2 separate regions of the Homo sapiens genome follow, and region 1 is linked to region 2. A link is a loop called in an ENCODE intact Hi-C map of the cell type or tissue named here. Cell type or tissue: dorsolateral prefrontal cortex. All regions are shown on one strand. Links, peaks and the distances in the headings refer to the core of each region. The heading gives the core; the rest is flanking DNA.

Region 1 (8,630 bases), core at 145-8,144, 140 kb after region 2:
CTTCCAGAATGCTTTTCAAGATCTACTCTGACCACAGCTATAAACTTTACACTTCTATTCTCTTCTTGCCCCTCACAGTGTTCTCTGTTCCTCTAAGATCTTAAACTCTGTCTACTCCTAATCCAGCCTGCTGGGTGTGGCTGGAGAAAGTCCCACTGGGGGGCTGATTAGTTAGGAATGTAGGGTTTCCAGCTCTTGCTGGAGCCTCAGAAGAGTTCAGCAGACTTTTTTTTTTTTTTTTTTCCTTAAACCTATTTCTGCAGCCTTGATGACCACTCCTTCCAGTCCCTCACCTATTTGCTTTATTCATGGCAGAGGCTCTTTCTTCCTGCTTGTCAGTACAAAGAGGCAGGATTCTTCACCTGGATCTGTGGATTCTCAAAGAATTTGTGGAGAGAATTCAGGGCATTGATGACCTTGGATGAAGAGAAATTTACATCTTTATTTACACTAACCTTCAAGTGAAATTTAGCATTTTTTGCCATTTAAAAATATGGGCAACAAACAACTAGTAGTATTAGCAGTATTTATGACTTAAGCACCTATAGAACTCAGTTAATTTCATATCGCTTGATGTTATGGGTATCTCAAATTATTATTTTATGTATATATATTTTTGAGATGGAGTCTCGCTCTGTCTCCCAGGCTGAGTGCAGTGGTGCAGTCTCAGCCCATTGCAACCTCTGCCTCCTGGGTTCAAACGATTCTCCTGCCTCAGCCTCCTGAGTAGCTGGGATTACAGGCGCACACCACCACGCCTAGCTAATGTTTGTATTTTCAGTAGAGAAGGGGTTTCACCATATTGGCCAGGCTGGTCACCAACTCCTGACCTCAAGTGATCCGCCTGCCTTGGCTTCCAAAGTGCTGGGATTACAGGTGTGAGCCACCGCACCCGGCCTCAAATTATTTTTAGAAACAGAATCTTGATATGGTATCCGCTCTGGCCTTGAACTTGTGGGCTCAGGCAGTCCTCCCACCTCAGCCTCCTGAGTAGCTGGGATTATAGGCATGTGCCACTGCACCAGGCTTCAAATTATTATGTATGTTCATCACCTCTTTAAATTTATAATAGTTATTAAACCTGTTACTGGATCTTAATATTTAATGCTTTAATTAAGAACATGTATGTTACTATGCCAACAGATTTTTTTAGTTTTTGATAACTGCATTTCATTGTTACTTGTTCTCATTTGATTTCCTGTGTATTTTACGAATTTAAGTACATTCTGAATACGGTTTCATAGGCTTCCCTAAAATATTGAAGGGGCCCATGGATTAAGAAAAAGGCTAAGAATCCCTAATCTAGAGGCTCCCCACAGTCCTCTTTTGTCATCATACCCCTACCCCATTCTAGCCTGAGGAGCGTGGCTCCACCTGTGCCCTTGGTTTTGTTGTTCCAGTCCATACATCCTGCACCCTTAACTGTGTTTCTTATCCCCAACTTGTTTCTTTGTGTTATTCTTCAGTATTATAGTCTTTAATATAATCTGTATAATACATGGTGTAGTAGTATATGCTCGTAGTATACAATTCAGTTAGAACAGATGAGTATTCAATGAAAAGATAATCTCCTCTCTAACCCCCAGTCCCACTTCCCTGGGGAAGCCTGTGTTCTTGTGTACAATTCAGAAAATGTTTATACACATATTTTTTATTTATTTATTTTTTGAGACGGAGTCTCGCTCTCGCCAGGTTGGAGTGCAGTGGCGCAATCTTGGCTCACTACAACCTCCGCCTCCCTAGTAGTTCAAGCAATTCAAGGTTCAAGCAATTCGCCTGCCTCAGCCTCCCGAGTAGCTGGGACTATAGGCGTGTACCACCACGCCTACCTAATTTTTGTATTTTTAGTAGAGACAGGGTTTCACCATGTTGGCCAGGATGGTCTCGATCTCTTGACCTCATGATCCACCCGCCTCAGCCTCCCAAAGTGCTGGGATTACAGATGTGAGCCACTGTGCCCAGCCTGTTGATTTAATTTTAAACAGAGTTTCGCTCTTGTTACCCAGGCTGGAGTGCAATGGTGCGATCTCGGCTCACCGCAGCCTCTGCCTCCCAGGTTCAAGTGATTCTCCTGCTTCAGCCTCCCGAGCAGCTGGGATTACAGGCATGCACCACCATGCACAGCTATATTTAGTAGAGATGGGGGTTTCTCCATGTTGGTCAGGCTGGTCTCGAACTCCGGACCTCAGGTGATCCGCCCGCCTCGGCCTCCCAAAGTGATGGGATTACAGGCGTCAGCCACTGCACCCCGCCTATACACATTTTTTTGTTTTTTGTTTTTTTGAGATGGAGTCTCGCTCTGTTGTCCAGGCTGGAGTGCAGTGGCGCGATCTCTGCTCACTGCAAGCTCTGCCTCCCTGGTTCACACCATTCTCCTGCCTCAGCCTCCCGAGTAGCTGGGATTACAGGCGCCGGCCACTACGCCCATCTAACTTTTTGTATTTTTAGTAGAGATGGGGTTTCACCGTGTTAACCAGGATGGTCTTGATCTCCTGACCTCGTGATCTGCCTGACTGGGCCTCCCAAAATGCTGAGATTACAGGCGTGAGCCACCGCTCCCAGCTATACACGTATTTTTAATGCCACTCCAGTCTATGTTGGAACCATTTTACTTCCCCTTTCTTATTTTCTTCTTGTGTTCTTGAAGGCCTAGATCAGCTGTTGCTGATAGGCTGTCACTGTCACTTTAGAAAGCCCAGAGCCTTTTGTTCCTTAGAACTTTGTTTTTAATTGTATTGTAGCACTCATTGTATTCGATTCTAAAAGATTTGCTTCATTTCTGTAACTAGTCTCTTACACCCAGGAGCTCCTAGTTCCTACAGGAAATGCTGGGAATTGTATCAGTCAAATGTGAATCCCCACCTCGTCCAGACTTATGAGTGCATTGTAGGTACTCAGTAAGTGCTAAAAATGACTAAATAGTCCCACTGATACCAATCTATATACTGATACTTTATATAGTATATAGATTGGTCCACATATAACGATGACACATAATGAGAAACTGTCTTAAAAAGTTGTTGAAAGTGCCGCAGGAATAGGAATTGATCAAAACAATATGATTTTTTAGGTTTATATGGAACTTTGATGTTTGAGAAAAGGCTGATTTAGTTGAGAAGAAATGGTTAGCTGAGGATTTTGATGACTTCTCTGGAAGCACATTTGAGGGTTTGTGATGTTAAATCTGATGTTAATGATTATTTCATCCAGTTTTATGTCATTTTATAGTTTTTATACATTTAAGTATATTTATTTCTAATGTTTAACACTACCATTTTAGTTATTTGACCATTATTCTGGCCCTTTAAAAAATGCTCAGACAAGTTTGAATGATTTTTCAGAGGCATTATTGGCTCAGAGGTAAAAGAGGAAAGATTGAGAAGCTGAATATGTACTCTGTTTCCTGGGTATGGGGCTGGGGATACCCAGAAGAGGTTCACACGTTGGTCGAGACATTTCTTTATGACCACCAGCAGGTGGCATCACCGGCCCAAAATGACTAAGTTTCTGCCCAGAATCAGAAGAGAAGGTGTTGAGAGCCCACTGCTGTGGGGGTAGCATGGAGGTGGGATACAGGGGCTGGAGGTGATACAATTTTGTTTCTTCCTCCAACATCGCCTGCTAGTCTAGAGGCTTTTATAAATTGAAAAACTAATTCTTTATCATCTCATCTGATGGTTTTTATGTTTTTCCTTTTTTCTCTCTATACCTGTAGTTCCTTCAGAAACAGGTAACACTTTTCTAATAGTCACGTTGTATTCTTGCATCTTGTTGTTACAATGCTTTTGTTTCTCACCATAGGGGATGATGGAAAATTAATATTCTTTGACTTATGGCATTGGTAAAATCTGCATGCAAATTCCCACAGTTGCCTGTAGATTAGAGCCAGTTGTTTTTTTCTCAACTTTGCAGGAATCCTGGTTACAACATTGTACTATTTACTACCAACAGTGTTTTTTTTTTTTAAAATCCAGACTTGCTGGGCATAGTGGCTCATGCCTGTAATCTCAGCGACTTGGGAGGCTGAGGTGGGAGGATTGCTTGAGCCCAGGGCTGCAGTGATTGCGGCACTACACTCCAGCATGAGTGACAAAGACCCCATCTCTGAAAAAACAAAAACAAAAACAAATTTTTTTTAAAGAAACAGAAACAAAAATCCAAACTTGTAACCACTGTAAAACAAATCAGAATTTACGATAGTGGATATTATTAATAGTGCAGAATGGATACCCAGATCTTGCTTCCTTTCTAGCTAATGATGCAATGTTGGCCTGAAATGCATTACTTATAGCCAGGGATTTTCTCAGCATCCTGATGATATAGCCTCATTTCGTGCTAACTCTCCACTTCTGCACATCTTCCCCTAAGTCCTTTACTCATCTTTAGAAAGAGCTACTTTTGGTGAAATTTTAAAACCAAGGAATATCATTCTTTATAGAATCACACTTCTGTGTTTTCCCCTTCCCCATTTCTGTCTCGAAAGCGACAGACTGCTACATAACCTGTGAATACTTTTTTTTAAAAAAAGTTTGGTATTGTAAACAGAAGATTTAAGATTAAAATGTAGCATTGAGAAAAATAGATTTATTAATAATGCCCTCTTAACACAACCTAAATTCTGGTCAGTGGAATAAAGCCTGGGTCCTAAAGTTTTAGACGCTTGCTTGCTTTTCCACACTGGCTCTTACTTGGGGATCCTTTTAGAAATTTGTTTAGAATAATACTGTAAAAACATATTTAAGCTACTTTGTGTGTACATTTGGGATCTTTTGGTTTGAAGACGGCTTGACTCAAGACTTTCTAAATATTTTCACACACACACACATACCCTGTAGTGAGAAAAAAATCCGTTTATATGGTTCTATAAAAATCTCTAGCTGCTTCGAGCTTTAATTTCTTGAATCAAAAGAGTATTGTTTTTAATACTGAGCTTCTATCTAAATAAATGCTTTATTTACTTAAATGTGTGCTTTTCAAAAACTAGTATGATTAAGACATTAACAGGATCTTAGACGTAAAGGAACAGTCCTGTTGCTTCTTCCAGAAGATAATATGACTCGTTTGGAATTTTCCTATAGTGTAGTTTTTTGTCTAGTGTTGTGAGAATTAAAGGGATTTCAGGATCTTAAGGTAGGTTATTATTTGATGTTTTCTTGGAACATTTTACATTCTTGAAAATACACATGGCTAAATTAATTTTTGCCAGCAATCCACATAACTTTAAGATAATGTAGAGAAGAACGTGATTCAGGTTAGTATCAAATAAGGTCAGATTTCTAGTGCCATCAGTAGCTTTCAGCAAAGATGAGGTGTTGGTAAGATAGCATTAGTCTCTTAGAATCTCTTAGAGAGATTTTCCAAAATTCAGCCATTTCTAGTGAATGCTCCATTCCACCCCCAGCTGAGTCCTGCTGCTCTGGGGAACTCCCTCAGCACACTCTTGGCTCTTAGAATTGCTAGCAATGGGAGTAGTGCTGCTGGTGGAGCTGGCAGCTAAGCCCAGAGGTGGATTAATGCTTTTATTCCCTGATGTACAGGTACACACACTCATACCTACCCACACCTAGTTTGGGATAAGAAGAGGTTAGAATTAGCTAGGCTTGAAGTTCCATGCTTAAATTTGCTGGCTCAGATTTCTTATTTTGGCATCACTTTGCCCATTAGGGAGACAATGACAGTTATAGAAGCATTGCCAAATAAAAAATCCATCTGGAATAACCTCTTTTGTAGGAGTATTGTGTGTTTAGTTGTTGATTCGTCCCTTCCTCCTCTTAGTGGCAACTTACAGTACTGGGAAGGAACAGTGGCTGGGAGCTTATATTCCTCAGCAGAGCCAGATCAGCAGAAGTATTACTCCTTAGTTCGTAGTAGGTGGTACCCTATGGGTCCAGTCATTTAAATGCAAGCCTGTATCTACAGAGCGTTTCCTAGTGCCATCATTGCCCAGTGGGCCTTTATTTAGCTGAGTCTAACTCCCAACTAGAGAAAATTTCCTGTGCCAGACAGCAGTATGGTCAGCTAACATGTGGATGCTACATTTGCTTTCATAAGTCAGTACTCTTCAATAACATTAGTAGAAGAGAAGAGGACACAAAGTGAGAGTGTGTTAATAGGAAGTCCAGGTATGCCTGCTACCTGAACTTTCTGAGACAGGTAATACTGTAGGGCCTGAACTTTGTAGCAGAGTGGTTATATATGAAGAAGTGGGTTCTGGGAGGGGTTAAACCACTTAGAATGGCTTCATTTACTAATGGCAAGAGTTTGCTGGGATATTGACCACTGTACATAGACATGAATATGGAAAGTTAAAAACAAAATCCACATATATTTGGCTGCAAGTACTCCGAAGGTATATCTAATTAGTGCATCCATTAAACAAAAGAGATATTTTAGGCCGGGCATGGTTGCTCACACCTGTAATCCCAGCACTTTGGGAGGCCAAGGTGGGTGGATCACCTGAGGTCAGGAGTTCGAGACCAGCCTGGCCAACATGGTGAAACCCTGTCTCTGCTAAAAATACAAACATTAGCTGGGCGTGTTGGTGGGCGCCTGTAATCTTAGCTACTTGGGAGGCTGAGGCAGGAGATTCCCTTGAACCTGGAAGGTGGATGTTGCAGGGAGCCGAGATGGTGTCACTGCACTCCGGTCTGGGTGAAAGAGCAAGCTCCATCTCAAAAAAGAAAAAAAAAAAAAGAGATATTTTTGATGGATTGATAGAAATTTTCTTTTTCTTTTTTTTTTTGAGACAGGGTCTCACTCTGTCGCCAGGCTGGAGCACAGTGGCGTGATCTCCATTCATTGCAACCTCCACCTCCCGGGTTCAAACGATTCTCCTTCCTCAGCCTCCCGAGTAGCTGGGACTACAGGCATGTGCCACCATGCCCAACTAATTTTTGTATTTTTAGTAGAGAGAGGGTTTCACCATGTTGGCCAGGATGGTCTCGATCTCTTAACCTCATGATCCACCTGCCTGGGCCTCCCAAAGTGCTGGTATTACAGGCATGAGCCACCACATCTGGCCAGAAATTTTCTTGGTCACTTCTGAGACATGCAGAGTAATTACCTGTAATATAATTTAATGAATTATGTCAATATATTAAAATATGCTTCATGTGGGCTGGGCATGGTGGCTCATGCCTGTAATCCCAGCACTTTGGGAGGCCAAGGTGGGGGTATCACTAGGTCAGGAGATCAAGACCAGCCTGGCTAACACGGTGAAACCCCGTCTACTAAAAATACAAAAAATTATCCGGGCGTGGTGGTACACACCTGTAGTCCCAGCTACTCGGGAGACTGAGGCAGGAGAATCGCTTGAACCCGGGAGGCAGAGGTTGCAGTGAGCCGAGATCACGCCACTGCATTCCAGCCTGGGCAACAGAACGAGACTCTATCTCAAAAAAAAAAAAAAAATGCTTCGTGTGGCTTAAAATTATATGAAAAGAAAATACCTTTACTGATAGTCATCTGTGATTCCATTTGCTAAATTAAACGTGAAAGCATACTTTTACTGAATACTATATATTCCGTATCAGTTTAGATAGCAGTTTATCTTCACATACATAAGTTTTAAGTTTACCTTTATTATAGTGCATTGGTCTTTTGTTTTCATCAACCTAAATTATGTTCAATAAATGTTTCTGTTAGATTTTAAGTTAAACAATTATGTGAAATTCATTTTTCGTAATTGTTTTTTAACATATGTCTTTGTTGGTAATTCACGTGTGTGAGTGTAACTGATTGCCAGATTATATAAACTTTCAACCAAAACCATTCTTTGCAGATGCTTTTACTGACTCTGCTATCAGTGCTAAAGTGAATGGCGAACACAAAGAGAAGGACCTGGAGCCCTGGGATGCAGGTGAACTCACAGCCAATGAGGAACTTGAGGCTTTGGAAAATGACGTAGTAAGTAACATCTTTGTAATTATTGCTAGACTCTGGTCAGTATGACATCCTGTCACTTGGTTGTAATTTAAATGTGCTTTTGTTGTTGTTGTTATTGTAGTGAGTGTATTTAGAGCAGCAGGTTTGTTGTATAACTAGAGACTTTCTCCCAAGCAATATATAAAGAAAAATGTTTGTCATTTTACTTGTAGGGGTTAAGCAGGAGTACTGTCTGTTCTTGTGGATGCTCATGAATTACTTCTTTGTGATTAAAATAAATAATAAGAAGTAGCTTAAATTAAAATTAGAAACCATGGGAAATGCCGGTGTGTTTTGCTTTAACACCCAGCCAAATAAGGTAGCCTAAGGAAAGTGGTGTCTTAATTGTTGACTTCACCTAGAGAAGAGGTTGAAGTAGGACATTTTAAGCCTCTTGTCTGAAGAAAAGGTTGTCATTAAGATAAATAATTAGGTTACATTGGAATTAAAGCATTACATAAATTTCTTGGTCTTAAATTTGGATTATTCTCCACAAAATTCTTTTATTTCTAAAACGCCTCTTGTCACATACTAGTTTTGTTTCTCTCTTTAATGCATTATCTGTACTTGAAGTGCTTAGCTGGGTATGCTGGCACATGCCTGCAGTCCCAGCTACTTGGGAGGCTGAAGCAGGAGGATCACTTGAGCCCAGGAGTTGGAGTCCAGCCTGAATGACATAAGGAGACCCCTTCTCTAAGAAATAAAAA
Region 2 (8,630 bases), core at 349-8,348:
GGCTGGAGTGCAATGGCACGATCTCAGCTCACAGCAACCTCCACCTCCTGGGTTCAAGCCATTCTGCCTCAGCCTCCGGAGTAGCTGGGATTATAGGCATGCACCACCATGCCTGGCTAATTTTGTATTTTCAGTAGAGGCGGAGTTTCTCCATGTTGGTCAGGCTGGTCTCAAACTCTGGACCTCAGGTGATCTGCCCGCCCCAGCCTCCCAAAGTGCTGGGATTACAGGCGTGAGCGACTGCACCCGGCCTCATTCTCTTTTTAGTGGGGGAAGAGTGTACCTGTTCTGTGATCTCCAGAGAGAAGCTTTAGTGTGGAGTTCTGTCTGCAAGAGAGTACACAGTTATTATGTTTTCTGTTTACAAAGTACCCCATCATTTAGGGAGACATTTAAAAGGTTTCAATTATCCTTTGGATTTAAAGTTTACAAGTTGACATTAAGAACAGAAAAGCACTTGAATAGCTCCTTTCACTGTCCATCAGAAAGCCTTCCAAGGGTGCCAAGGAGCTTTGCAAACCATGGGAAAATCGTGCCTTAAGCCATTTCAGTCTGGTAGCACATGTAATAATAAGGATAATGATGATAATATCCAACGTTTATCGATGGCTTCTGTATCACTCACTGTGCTAAGTGTTCAATACACTTTGTCTCATTTAATCCTCACTACAATCCCTTGCGGAAACTGTGTTGTTATCTTTGTTTTACAGATGAGGAGGGTGACTGCAGAGGGAGATACATGGTTTGCCCAAGGTTACATAGCTAGACATAAATGACAAGCAAGAGTGTGGCACCCTCACTTTTAATTCCAGGGACGCGTTCCTCTTCTAGTAGGAGTGGGATGAAGGTGTGGGGAAGGGAGGCGGTTGTTTGTGAGACATTCTATGACAGCAGTATTGTTACAGTTTCTACTTAACAACTAGGGCAATAAGCAAGTAACAAAGGAAAAGACCCAGAAATAGATTGGGAAAAAAATGTTGAAGAGCACTCAGGCTTTTGAAATAGTCTGAAGTCGTATAAATCCACCACAGTCACCTGTTTAATAAACCCACACAGTTCCCTATAACAAGTACTGCCCTTCATAATGTGCAGGTAGTACTGTGGATATTTACTGTGAATGAATTTTCCTTGTACATCTGCACTATCCTTCCCCTTGTGTCTTTTGATCAAGTGAAGGTTGCTCAAGTTGACATGTTTTTCTGAGACTGCGAAACAGGTTGCTGCATGCTCTTCCCCATGGGGCTAGAACCCTTTATCTTGGTATCATGAGTTGTATTATTTATTGCTAACTCTGGGTCTTAGGGGCTAATCCCTATCATCCTAACAGGGATTTTCTAATACCTAATAATACCCTCTTGGTGTAAGACTGGAAGTTAAACTAATATCGGCTGTAGTGAGAATAATAGGCTCAGTAGCTACCAACTCTGAAGCACTTACTAGAGACCGGACCCTGTGCCAAGTGCTTTCCATGCATTGTCTCCTTGAATCCTCTCAACGATGCCATGTTGGCCAGGTGCAGTGCCTCATGCCTTTAATCCCAGCACTTTGGGAGAGACCAAGGTGGGCGGAACACTTGAGGGCAGTGGTTTGAGACCAGCCTGGCCAACATGGTAAAAGCTTATGTCTACTAAAAATATAAAACTTAGCTGGATGTGGTGGCGCACGCCTGTAATCTCAGCCACTTGAAAGGCTGAGGCAGGAGAAACTATTGAACCTGGGATGTGGAGGTTGCAGTGAGTCAAGATCACACCACTGTACTCCAGCCTGGGCAACAGAGCGAGACTCTGTCTCAAAAAAAAAAATGCCATGTATTTTACAGTTGAGGAAACAGGCACAGATAAGTCACTTGCCTGCAGCCAAACAGCTAGTAGGTGTCAGAGTTAGGGTTCAAACCTAGGCAGCCTGACTCCATAGCCTGGGCACCTAACTATGTTTTTATTCTTTTCCTCACCACAGATTTTTAAATAAGGACTTATAAGCCTTCTCTTTATCTTTGGTAATTTTTGAATTTCTGTTGGCCTTAGCTTTAGCTGAAAGAGTTGTGAGGCCAGGTGTGGTGGCTCATGTCTGTAATCCCAACACCTTGGGAGGCCAAGACAGGAGTATTGCTTAAGGCCAGGGGTTCAAGACCAGCCTGGGCAACATGGCAAGATCCTGTTTCTTAAAAATTTTTTTTAAAAGATCAAAAAAAAAGGGGGGGTGTGCTTACCAATTTGTAGTGTGACCCTTAGGAAACTTGGTCTTTGGGTAGAGAATTTACAGTTCTTCAGGACATAGGAAAAGCAGAAGGAAGTTCAATTTTGTTGTTCTTGGGGGCAGAAAAGGACAGATGACCACTTAATAGAGTATGTTGGCTTTTTTCACCTGCGTGCTTAGTTACCACAGCCTTAGCAGACACCTCCTTGGAGAAGTAGAGGTATGTTCTCAACACTGTAGTTGATTCCTGTGACAGCGAAGGAACTTGATCATAATGGATTTGTCTTTTTCTGAGTTAATCCTCAGAAGAGAACAATAAAACCAAAGGACTAGAGGGAAACAAAAGCCAGGTTTATTTAAAGTTTTGGGTCCACACAATGCAAACATTTTCAATAAAAGCTGTTTCTGCAATGTTCTTGGCAGTTAGCTTCAGGCTTTTGTTTAGTGCATTTAGATGGTGAGTTGAAGTAGGAACCATGTGTAGTTTGTTCCCTACTCTCTACCTAGTACATAGCACAGGGCCTGGCACATACTAGATGCTCAGAAAATATGTGAACAGGTGAAGGTGCATTTCTAATACCAAGATTTTAAAGAAGAGATCAATATGTTAATTGGGAAATCTCAGCTGTTTAGTGATGTTGTCATTACAAAAAAGTACTTTTTCTTTTTACTTTTTTCATTTCTGCCACAATCATCCTAGTGTAGGCCACCATGACAACTCACCTACATGCTTCTTCTCCTTTTTTATTTTATTTTATTTTTTTTGGAGACAAGGTCTCACTCTGCTGCACAGGCTGGACTGCAGTGGCACGATCTCGGCTCACTGCAGCTTTCACCTCCTGGGCTCAAGCTATCCTCCCACCTCAGCCTCCCAAATAGCTGGGACTACAGGCTTCCACCCCCATGCCCGGCTAATTTTTGTATTTTTTGTACAGATGGGGTTTCGCCACGTTGCCCAGGCTGGTCTCAAACTCCTGGGCTCAGGTAGCAGAAAGGAATAATTCATTGAATGGTTTTGGTCACATGCCTTATCCTTTCCTGTAGAGGAGGCTGGTCGTTTAGTGAGCATTTGCAGAGCTCTAGACCCCAAGAGGGCTCTACCAGCCACTGGTGGTGCCTGAGGCTCTGAAGAGGTGAGAGAAGGCCCTGACTTTCAGGCAGTCCGTTTTCTCCTGGTGAATCCATGTGCTGACTTTGCTGCTTACTTAGCCAAAAGCATTTCAAGAAACCGTTGCTCCTGAAGAATGGGGGAAGCCATATTAGGTTGTAACCTCTTAGTATTAAAGAGGCTTCTTCTCCAACAGCTGGCTTTAAACATTTTCAAATTGTAATGCACTATGCTCAATACACGGATTATTTTCTTAAGTAAAGCCTCTCCACCCCGACCTGCTGCCACTCTGCCCCTCCAAAATAAAAGTATATTCAGAATTGATCATCCTTCCTCAGCTGCTTAGCTCACTTGGTCATGTTAAGAAAGCATAAGTAGCCAGGCGCGGTGGCTCACGCCTGTAATCCTAACACTTTGGGAGACCGAGGTGGGTGGATTGCCAGAGCTCAGGAGTTCGAGACGAGCCTGGGTAACTTGGTGAAACCCTGTGTCTACTAAAATACAAAAAATTAGCTGGGTGTGGTGGCGTATGCCTATAATCACAGCTACACAGGAGACTGAGACAGGAGAATTGCTTGAACCTGGGAGGCAGAGGTTGCAGTGAGCTGACGTCATGCCATTGCTCTCCAGCCTGGGTGACAAAGCGAGACACCATCTCAAAAAAAAAAGGTGGGGGGGAAGCATAAGTAATCAAGAATTCACAATTACCTCATTAGAGGGGAATTAAAAGCTATCGAGAAGCTTACAGTGTCTGTGAGATTCAGAACCTTGTGAGGGTGGACAGGCAGGAATATTTTTGCCTGGTGCAGCCCTGAATCTCTTCCTTAAGGTTGACGATGCTGCATTTCCTGTTGCAGAATTCCCAGAAGCAGCCTGTCAATGTTGGTAGGGCCAAAGCACATAACTTTCTGTGTTTGGATTAATGCCCGTATGGGAATAAAATCCAGACAAGCCTTGGCCTCCCCGCTTGCCTTAAAAAATTGGCTGAGTTTAAAAACTGGAATCGTCTCCATTGCTTGCTACTAAGGCTAGACTAGAAGGTTCTGTTTACCTGTGTCCATTTCATAGACGCACATGTGCCTTTGCAGCTTTGCCTCAAAGGGACTGTTTGTCCACATTTCACCCATTTTCTAACGCTAGCAAATGAGACTGTTAGTATTTTAAAGGCTGGTTCATCTTGGGCCCCTTGACCTTGACCAAGAGCTTTGCTTTTGGTATTGGACACTAGGTGGCGGTTTAAGACCTCCTGATGGGACCCATTAGATGGGATCTAACTATCATATATTATTATTATTATTATTTGGTTTATTAAAGAGTAGTTGGTTTTTCATCTCATACCAGTTCCCCTGGTCTTTTATTTTTTTCTAACATAAGTGCTGACATTTTCTTTCTTTTTTTTTTTTTTTTTCTTTTTGAGATGAAGTTTCGCTCTTGTTGCCCAGGCTAGAGTACAATGGCCCGATCTCAGCTCATCGCAACCTCTGCATCCTGGGTGCAAGCGATTCTCCTGCCTCAGCCTCCCGAGTAGCTGGGATTATAGGCGTGGGCCACCAGGCCCGGCTAATTTTGTATTTTTAGTAGAGACAGGGTTTCTCCATGTTGGTCAGGCTGGTCTCAAACTCCTCACCTTAGGCGATCCGCCCGCCTCGGCCTCCCAAAGCGCTGGGATTACAGGCGTGAGCCACCACGCCCAGCCCAATGCTGACATTTCCTTAAAGAGTTCTTTCATAACAAGCGTCAGTTATTATTTGGTTCCAGGCTTTGCAGAAATGAGTGTTTACTTTCAGCTGCACAAGTGATGACTAGAGGGAAAAAAAACTGCTATTAAGGGAAATGTTGACTGTTGCTGGTTGAATATGAAAATTGTACCAGCTTTCAGCTTGTTGCACTTCAGTACCTTCTGCCAGTTCAGGTAAAAACTCTGTTGTAGCCCAGGAAATACTGTAAACATGGAATATTGACTTACAGAGTGTGATTAGCCTACCAATCAGCTTCAGTAGATGTGACTTTTGGTGGTTGCTCTCTCTCCTAAGTATAAATTTTAAAAGCTGATGAGAATGAATAAAGCCATGCATATTGAATATAAAGCAGATTTTCAGGGTATCTGTCTTAATTTTTTTCCTTTTCCCCATTGGTGTACATAGGCTGATGCGGATAGTTTTTATATGACATGCAATGGCCGCCAGTTCAACTCAATAGAAGATGACGTTTGCCAGCTAGTGTATGTGGAAAGAGCTGAAGTGCTCAAATCTGAAGATGTAAGTGTGAATTGTTCCTATATTTAATTAAAATATATCAGATTGGTGTAAAATTGAATGCTAAGGTATCTGTGAAATACCCAGAATAGGCCAGTCCATAGACACAGAAAGTAGACTGGTGGTTATCAGGGCAGGAAGAGACGAATGGGGAGTGCCTGCTAACAGGATACAGGCTTTCTTCTGGAAGTGATGGACGTGTTCTAGAATTAGATAGTGATGACAGTTGCACAACCTTGTGAATATACTACAAGCCAATGAACTGTATACTTTAAAATAGAGAATTTTATTGAATATCTCATTTTCTAAAATTTCAAAAAACGTAAAAAAAAAGAAAAAAGATACTGCATTGTTGAAATTGAGTGTTTATCAATTCTAGATCAACGAAGCCTGGAGCTGAAAATAAATGTTTTTGTTTTCAATATTAACTCCTAATTCTTGTTTCTGCCTTTTATTTTTGAGACAGGGTCTCGCTGTGTCACCTAGGCTGGAGCACAGTGGTGTGACCTTGGCTCACTGCAGCCTCTGTCTCTCCAGTTCAAGCATCTGCTAGCCTCAGCCTCCTGGGTAGCTGGGACTACAAGTGTGTACCACCACGCCTGGCTAATTTTTTAAATTTGTTTTAGAGACAAGATCACCCTGGCTGGGCGCGGTGGTTCATGCCTATAATCCCAGCTCTTTGGGAGGCTGAGGTGACGGATCGCTTGAGCACAGGAGTTGGGAGGCCGAGGTGATGGATTGCTTGAGTGTAGGAATTCGAGACCAGGCTGGGCAACATGACGAAACCCTGTCTCTACAAAAAATACAAAAATTAGCCAGGTGTGATGCTGAGCACCTTTGGTCCCAGCTACTCAGGACCCTGAAGCAGGAAGATCACCTGAGTCGGGGGAGGTCCAGGCTATAGTGAGCCGTGATCTTGCCATTGCACTCTAGCCTGGGCAACAGTGAGACCCTGTCTCAAAAAAAAAAAAAAAAAAAAAAAGTCTCTCTGTTACCCAGACTGTTCTTGAACTCCTCAGCTCAAGCATTTTTCCCACCATGGCCTTCCAAAGTGCTGGGATTACAAGTGTGAGCGACTGTGCCTGGCCTCTTGATTCCGTTTTGTTTTGTTTTGGAGACAGAGTGTCACTCTGTTGCCCAGGCTGGAGTGCAGTGGCACTCTCTTGGCTCACTGCAACCTCCACCTCCCAGGTTCAAGCGATTCTTGTGCCTCACCCTCCTGAGTAGCTGGGATTACAGGCATACGCCACTATGCCAGGCTAATTTTTTTATTTTTAGTGGAGATGGGGTTTCACCACACTGGCCAGGCTAGTCTCGAACTCCTGGCCTCAAGTGATCTGCCCACCTTGGCCTCCCAAAGTGCTGGGATTATAAGCATGAGCCACTGTGCATGGCGTTGATTCTGTTTTGATAGCAATTTGTGATGGCTCTGATCTTTCACTCCCATGGGAACCTTTCCTATATTATGTGGTCACTGGAATCATTTTGTAAAGTAGCAATACAGCTCTTTATTTTAAGATATATTTTAAGATTAAGATTTCTTTTTCCTTTCTTTTTTTTTTGGAGACATGAGTCTCACTCTGTCACCCAGGCTGGAGTATAGTGGCGTGATCTTGGCTCACTATAACCTCCACCTCCCAGGTTCAGGCAATTCTCGTGCCTCAGAATCCCAAGTGGCTAGGACTATAGGCATGCGCCATCACTCCCGGCTACTTTTTGTATTTTTAGTAGAGATGGGGTTTTGCCATGTTGGCCAGGCTGGTCTCAAACTTCTGATCTCAGGTGATCGGCCCACTTTGGCCTCCCAAAGTGTTAGGATTACAGGCATGAGCCACCGCGCCCGGCCAGATTTCTTTTATTTTAAATTAGACCTGGGCCAGATGCGATGTCTCATGCTTGTAATCCCAGCACTTTAGAAGGCCAAGGTGGGCGGATAACTTGAGGTCAGGAGTTTGAGACCAGCCTGGCCAACATGAGGAAACTCATCTCTACTAAATATACAAAAATTAGCCTGGTGTCGTGGCAGATGCCTGTAGTCTCAGCTACTCCGGAGGCTGAGGCAGAATTGCTTAAACCCCGGAGGCCGAGGTTGCAGTGAGCTGAGATTGCGCCACTGCACTCTAGCCTGGGCAACAGAACAAGACTCCCATCTAAAAAACAAAATTAAAAAATTAAGTAGACCTGAAGGTCTTTTTACTTTGAGATCCGCTTGATGGAAGTTAGTTCTGAGTAGATTGTTTTAGCATTTGATTAGGTGAAATCAAAATTTGATAAGTGGGTGGCGGGGGAAAATGTTGGATGGGAGAGAAGAAGGCTGAAAAGTCTCAGCGAGCTGGAGCTGCCAGAGGACCTGAAGAAGAGGCAGAAAAACTTGTGAAAACTAAAACTGTTTCTTCCAGTAATGGAGGGGAAAGTTCCAGTCGCAGCATTGAGAAACGGTCAGATGAAGAAGAAGCTGCAGACCTCCCAACAAAGCCTACAGTGATCTCCAAGTTTGGATTTGCCTTAGTTGGATGACAAAGAAAGCATCAACAATATCCATCAAACTTGGATCAAATAAGCCAAAAGAAACTGTTCCAACTCTTGCTCCAAGCACTTTTTCAGGAGCAGCAGCTTTTAATGAAGATGAAGATAGTGAACCAGAGGAAATCTCCAGAAGCAAAGATGAAGATGAAGAATATTGGAAGGGATACACCAACATCAGCTGGACCAAACTCCTTCAATAAAAGAAAGCATGGGTTTTTTGATAACCAGAAGCTATGGGAGCGAAATATAAAATCTTATGTTGGAAATGTCAATGACCAAGACAATTAAACGATGTTTTGAAATTGGGGTGTGGGGTGGGTGTAAACTTAAAAGGAACAGTTTCCTTTTTTAAAGAATGGTATAAGACTATTTTTGGAGCCACTTTTTTTTTCTCTTTCATTTTTTGTTTAAATATTGAGCTGTACACTAATAAGTTAGGGTTCAAAATTAGAGGTAATTTATGTTTTATATACAGATTTCAAGACATTTGCTAATTTTGTAGTTTCATGTGATTAGTTTCCAAAGGTTACAGATAATAAATCAGA

What was found. A loop is a pair of places that touch in the nucleus more often than their neighbours do. Peaks named below come from ENCODE experiments on the same cell type or tissue, not always from the same donor. Only the 100,000 strongest peaks of a DNase experiment are listed, where the experiment ranks them.
Region 1: a loop joins it to region 2, with 2.4 times the contacts of the local background. A loop is called at or near these places in 21 of 110 quality-filtered maps.

What each region holds. Positions count from the first base shown.
Region 1 is chr12:111,524,467-111,533,096 of GRCh38, reverse strand. It overlaps ATXN2 (ataxin 2), which reads left to right. Exons shown (of 25, transcript NM_001372574.1): 6 at 7,781-7,905. Among named protein-coding and RNA genes, the nearest start is that of ATXN2, 71 kb to the left of the region's middle. In dorsolateral prefrontal cortex, for the core only: CTCF peaks have their summits at 3,286 and 3,487 (motif pointing right); a DNase peak (open chromatin) is centred at 3,485; H3K27ac peaks cover 597 bases.
Region 2 is chr12:111,669,593-111,678,222 of GRCh38, reverse strand. It overlaps BRAP (BRCA1 associated protein), which reads left to right. Exons shown (of 12, transcript NM_006768.5): 5 at 5,449-5,562. It also overlaps the pseudogene PCNPP1. Among named protein-coding and RNA genes, the nearest start is that of BRAP, 12 kb to the left of the region's middle. In dorsolateral prefrontal cortex, for the core only: a CTCF peak has its summit at 4,551 (motif pointing right); no DNase peak of the experiment used is centred there; H3K27ac peaks cover 343 bases.